Regions from separate parts of the Homo sapiens genome. Here region 1 is linked to region 2. Evidence: chromatin loops called from intact Hi-C (ENCODE). Cell type or tissue: dorsolateral prefrontal cortex. All regions are shown on one strand. Links, peaks and the distances in the headings refer to the core of each region. The heading gives the core; the rest is flanking DNA. Region 1 overlaps RETREG1 (reticulophagy regulator 1). Region 2 overlaps MYO10 (myosin X).

The links. Peaks named below come from ENCODE experiments on the same cell type or tissue, not always from the same donor. Only the 100,000 strongest peaks of a DNase experiment are listed, where the experiment ranks them.
Region 1: a loop joins it to region 2, with 2.3 times the contacts of the local background. A loop is called at or near these places in 7 of 110 quality-filtered maps.

What each region holds. Positions count from the first base shown.
Region 1 is chr5:16,567,598-16,570,511 of GRCh38, forward strand. All of the region lies in intron 2 of RETREG1 (reticulophagy regulator 1), which reads right to left. Among named protein-coding and RNA genes, the nearest start is that of RETREG1-AS1, 47 kb to the right of the region's middle. In dorsolateral prefrontal cortex, for the core only: a CTCF peak has its summit at 1,511; DNase peaks (open chromatin) are centred at 1,524 and 1,834; H3K4me3 peaks cover 411 bases; H3K27ac peaks cover 2,500 bases.
Region 2 is chr5:16,665,269-16,668,182 of GRCh38, forward strand. MYO10 (myosin X) reads right to left here. Exons shown (of 41, transcript NM_012334.3): 41 at 1-1,525. The coding sequence ends at 1,424. Among named protein-coding and RNA genes, the nearest start is that of RETREG1, 50 kb to the left of the region's middle. In dorsolateral prefrontal cortex, for the core only: a CTCF peak has its summit at 1,763; DNase peaks (open chromatin) are centred at 1,733 and 2,037; H3K4me3 peaks cover 589 bases; H3K27ac peaks cover 2,500 bases.

The sequences.
Region 1 (2,914 bases), core at 320-2,819, 98 kb before region 2:
GAGCCTCAGAGCCACCCACTGAGCCCTCCTCCCACAGCACAGGGCAGTAGCTAGAGAAGATCTTCAAGAGAGCTGGGGGGCAGGCACGCTGACTCACACCTGTAATTCCAGTGCTTTGGGAGGCCAAAACGGGGGGATCACTTGAGGCCAGGAGTTTAAAACCAGCCTGGGTAACACAGCAAGACCCCATCTCTACAAAAATTAAAAAAGAAAATTAGCCAAGTGTGGTGGCATGCACCTGTAGTCCTAGCCACTCAGGAGTCTGAGGTAGGAGGATCACTTGACCCAGGAGCTCGAGGCTGCAGTGAGCTATGATCACACCACTGCACTCCAGCCTGGGCAACACAGTGAGACCCCAATTCTAAAAATAAACAAACAAACAAACAGAAAAGAAAGCGGGGGGCAGATATGACTGGTTCTATCTCAATGAGAGAGAATGAAGCTAGTCATGGAAAAGTTTCAGGATGCAGGAGGAGTTTTCCAGGCCATAGAAGAGTTCCCCAGAGTTCAGACAAAGGCATTAACGCAGGGAAGCACACACTCAAGGTACATAACAATGACAAAGAGAGGGAGAGAGAGAAATCCATCCCAGCGAGAGGATGTTCACAGGCAATACAAAATAGACATGGGCTCCCACAGGTTTCACAAACATTCACTCACAAGATGATATCACTGACTTTTTTTTTTTTTTTGAGATGGAGTCTCACTCTGTCACCGAGGCTGGAGTGCAATGACGTGATCTCAGCTCACTGCAACCTCTGCCTCCTGGGTTCAAGTGATTCTCCTGCCTCAGCCTCTTCAGTAGCTGGGATTACAGGTGCCCACCACCACGCCCGGCTAATTTTTTGTATTTTTAGTAGAGACAGGGTTTCACCATGTTGACCAGGCTGGTCTCAAACTCCTGACCTCAAGTGATCCACCTGCCTCGGCCTTCCAAAGTGCTGAGGTCATGCGGAGGCATGAGCCACTGCACCCGGCCTCATCCATCTATTTCATATTAAGCACCTAAGATGGTATCAAAGATTGTAACTGGGAGTCGTCAAAGTCATAGAAGCAGAAAGTAGAATGGTAGTTGCCAGGGGCTGGAGGAAGGGGGAACAGGGGAAAGGGGGACTTGGCTGTTCAATGGGAACAGAGTTGCAGTCATCAAAGATGAAAACGCTCTAGGGATCTGCTATACAACAACATGCACGGGAAACAATACTGTACACTTAAAAATTTTCTAAGAGAATAAAACAAAAATAATAACTGGGGGAAGGATACAATTAAACTCTCAACAATAAAAGTTTCATATTTTTAGCGAGAAAACGTGGGAAGCAGAGAAGCTGGAAGAGAGGGAAGGAGAGGAGACTGCTGACTTGGTCGTCCTTTCATTGTCATTGTCGTTGCTATAAGCCGGGGCATCTAACAAGAGCAGCTGGCAGTTCTGATTGACGCCATGGAGTTACCGTAACTGCATCTGGATCTAACGTGAAGCCAAACTGTGCCCTGCAGAGACTGATTCATCGCAGCAGCAGCACCCTGCGCTAGGAGGCCTGCGAGATGGGACTGCTGCCAACTATTCACAGGGCTCCCCAATGGGCCTTTGTCCTAAGAGACTCTACTGAAGGAGGATGAAGCTGGCACCAGAGTTTCTTCAGCACAGAAAACAGAGCTCTAGGAAGACAGAGTAATCATTCCCATTTCTTTCTTTTTTTTTTTTTTTTTTTTAATTTTTCATGCAGTAGAAATGCTACACTCAGAGCACTGTCATCCGGTGAAGACTGAAAGCCTGTCCTTGGACAACGGCCTGATCTACAGGATTGCAGGGAGGCTCTGCCTCGACAGAGGTCTGGTTCCCCACAGGGAGCCCAGCACCCAGGTTGGGCCTCAGCACAGAAAGGGGCTCAACACGGACTGACCCAGGAACACACAAACCCCATGTGGCCCTGATGACATGTCAGCTGGGCGAAGTAGACAGCTACTGTGCTGAAGGCCCTTCTATTTGACGCTTTTATTGACCTCTTATAAAGCCCTGTGGTATGAGGATGTTTTCTGCCATTTCACAGGACAGAGAGGTTCAGATGGTATAGGAGGCTGACTCATAGCTCACAAAGATACCAAGTCACAATCCCTGGAATCCATGATTGTCACTTCAAGTGGAAAAAGGGTCTCTGCTGAGGTGATTAGGTTAAGAAATGTGAGATGAGAAAATCACACTGGATTATCTAGGTAGGCCCCAAATGCAATCGTAAGTGTACTTACAAGAGGAAGATGGAGAAGTTTGACATAGACAGAAGAGAAGGTCAGGTGAGCATGAAAACAGATTGCAGTGATGCGGCTGCAAGCCATGGAATGCCCGCAACTCCCAGGAGCTGCAAGAGGCAAGGAATGGATCCTTCCTTAGAGACTCCAGAGGGAATGCAGCCCTGCCAACGCTTTGATTTGGGCCCAGTGACACTGACTTCGGACTACTGTCCTTCAGAACTTTAAGAGAAGATGTTTCTGCTGTTTTGAAACACCAGGTTTGTGGTCATTTATTACAACAGCCACAGAAACAAATGCAGTCTATCATGGGGCTTCTCCACAGGTAGGAAATGGAATGAACTAGCTCAAAAATGAGGCCCTTTAGGCTGGCATTCTTTCTATTCTACTACCTTAATTTTTTTAAAGGACTGAATTCTTGCAATGTAAAGGTTTCCTGCAATTTGTGAGTATGAAATTTCCACATCTGCATGAATATCAAGCCCATGAGTCAACAGCGGAAACGATCTGTGTGTGAGGGGCCAGGAGTGAGAAAAAGACAGTTGCAAAGTCTTTCAGCTTTGCCTTTGGCCTTCCACACATGTCTATTCCTTATAACTTGTGCCCAGACTAGGGCCAAATTTGAGGAAACACTGAAAACACTCAGATGCTCAGCTTGCTTCCTGGGTCC
Region 2 (2,914 bases), core at 277-2,776:
GAGCCTCCTCTGATAAAGGAAACACACAGCGTGTTAGCTAGTATCTTTTATTGTCAGAACTTCTGTGAGCCAACAAACAGTTTTGCATGGTTGTACACAAAGGGACAAGGCAAATTTCTTTTTTCGTGTGGGTAGACTTAGTTGGCCCAAGTCCTTAAAACTTTTCCATATAAAAATAAAAAGTCCAAGACCAGATTATTTTTCTTCTGGTCATAAATGCTGATTTATTTACAGGTGCCTTGTTCAGACCACCATTATAAACTTGGGATAAAATATGTGTGTATTAAAGCCTCAGCATTTAATGTCAGGGTCCTTTGAAGATTCACTCAAGTGTTAAGACGTTTCTGGAATGCAGCGTCTCTCCCCCATAGTCAACATGGTTATTATATCTGTAATCTATCCAGAATGATAGAAGCTAACCTTCCAAGTAACACTTTGTTTTTAACTTAAATCTTTTAGACATGAAAGACTCCAAAATGACTTCATTCTTGTTCTAAAACCAGCACTGGAGCCAGCTGTTGAAGAGTGGTTTATAAATACAGTTATCTTGTAGGCTGCTTATCTGTTTATAATACAGCAGACACAGATGGCAGACTTTGCTACATGTAAAACAATGGAGTCAACACGTGTTTTTCAAAATACAGCAAAGACAGGAAAATCCAGGATTTGGGTTTGTTAATAAAACCACCTTATAAAGTAACAATTGAGACTATAGCTCTGCATTATTAAAATATACAGACTGTGTACACCATTACACATCCTTTTTCCCTTTGCTTTTTAATGCTCATGAAACCATGATTAAAGTGTTGAGTTTATGAACACATGCACGAACAGGCAAGCACGTACACTTAAAAGATGAAACAAAGAAAAAAGTTGATTCATGTCATTCCATGAGAAAGGCTGCCCGCAGCACTCCAGCTCAAACACACTGTCCCCTCGAGCTCTCCATCCCCCTTCCCACTCCCTCACCTTCCCTCAGATTCGGGGAAATCAGGTTGGGAGGTTAGTGCATCATTGACAGAGAATGCCCCCCTTCCACGCTCTGTTAAGTCTCCCCCAGAAGGGGGAAAGGCAGTTCCCTTCAGTAGCACAGTTACGGTCGATTAGTGTTGGTTCCACAAGTTAAGGCACTTCCGGCTGCTTTGGTGGCAGCGTGGTTCCTCCCCTCCTTTTTTAAGGCATGTGTCCTCTAAGAGTAGTAAAGCTTTGGAAACTGTGCAGACTGTTAAAGTTGACAGCTTAATACAGGATCAATGAAGGCGGCAGGCAAAAGGATCCTCGGAGACACCTCCCTCAGACCAGAAGCTTCCAGAAAGCCTGGGCAGCTCTGTGTTTGTTTTGGCTGGGCATGGCACACTGGAGCCAGCCTAGGCCAGAGGGTGGTGCGTTCAGGTAGCAAAGACAGGTGGGCTCTGTCCCGCCTTCACCTGGAGCTGCCCTGGCTGCTGGCGGAGCGTGTCGTGCTGTAGCGCTTCTTCACGATCATGCTGATGTAGGCTTTCATGAGCTTGGCCACATCCACCACCTGCCCAGGGGGAAGCAGAACCGACACAGCGTCACAAGTCTCCCCCAGGCAAAGGGCCCTGCCTAATAATCCAGACATTCCCTGGGCACCCTCCCGTAGCCTTCCATGCTAATCGACGGATCCCATTTTGCAGGAAGCCAGAAGTTTAACCACTTTCACCTTCCTCATCAGGGAAAGGTGGAATCTCAGCTTTTCCAAATACAATGTGCACCACCTGGTGGCACAAACGTGCCAACTTGGCTTGATGGAAACTGTCAGACTTTGCACATTAAAATCCAGAACTAACCGAGGACGCTGAAGTTACTCGGTGTCAACAGTGCTGGGATTACTATCCCCGCTTAAAATAAATGTGAAATGACAGAGTCCACAATTACAGCCTTTAAAGACTGGATCATCTAATTCTAGTCAACTCCTTAGGAAGCAGCTGAAGAAACAAGATAACTGAGGCCCCAGGGGCTGGGAGAGCGGCCAGCTCCCCAGACGCCAGGCCAGCTTCTGCTCCACACCAGCCACCTCCTCCAGCTGGGATCTCCATTAGCTCCCTCCCATGATGTCCCCGTCATTGCCACCCCTTCTCACAGCTGGCCTGGATCCCTGTGCAGGCATCATAACCGGCTTCCATATCCCTGTTTGCTCTCTTCCCTTCCAGTCCCACCCCAGAGATCACTGTCTGTAAATTCACTGTTATGCCATGCACAATCAAAGATCCCACAGTGGTTCCTTGTTGTCTACTGGATCTCACCAAATCCTGCAGCCTGGCACCTGGGACCCTTGAGTCAAGGGCTCTCCACCCTCTTCCCTCTCACTGCACGACTCCCCATCAGCCTAGGGAACCTACAATGCCACATCCTCCAAGCAGCTGGAACGCCCTCCTCAATGCCTCTCCATTCCAAACCAGGCAGCAGGTGATTCCTCTCCACTCACCACGTTGACTTGCTAGCTGTTCCCTTTGTGGAAGCCTCAATAAGCTTCTTGTATTATATTTTTTAAACTTGGAGGCTGGTAGCACATATATTTAGAGGCCTTTTAGTGTGTGTGGTTTCACAATCCAGAATGAGCTGCACCCAGGATGGTCATGCTCCCGGCTCCCTCCTGGTCTCAAGAGGCCACCAGAGCCGAGTCTCACAGCTGTGACACCGCTATAATTGCTAACTAATTTTCATAAGGTTTTGTTGCAAATAATATACTTTTTCAGGGACATCTATGTCACTTCCCTTTCTCTGCCTTTCCTCCAAGGGTAAGACTCCTTGGCAAAATGGAACCAGATTCCTCTGTTGCAAAAGTATACAAAAAAAATATGGTGATCTCAGATTTTGGCCTGCAGGGAACCGGCAGCTGGAAAGGGACCACCACACTGTATTTTCGTGTTTTGAAGAAAAATATTCAAAG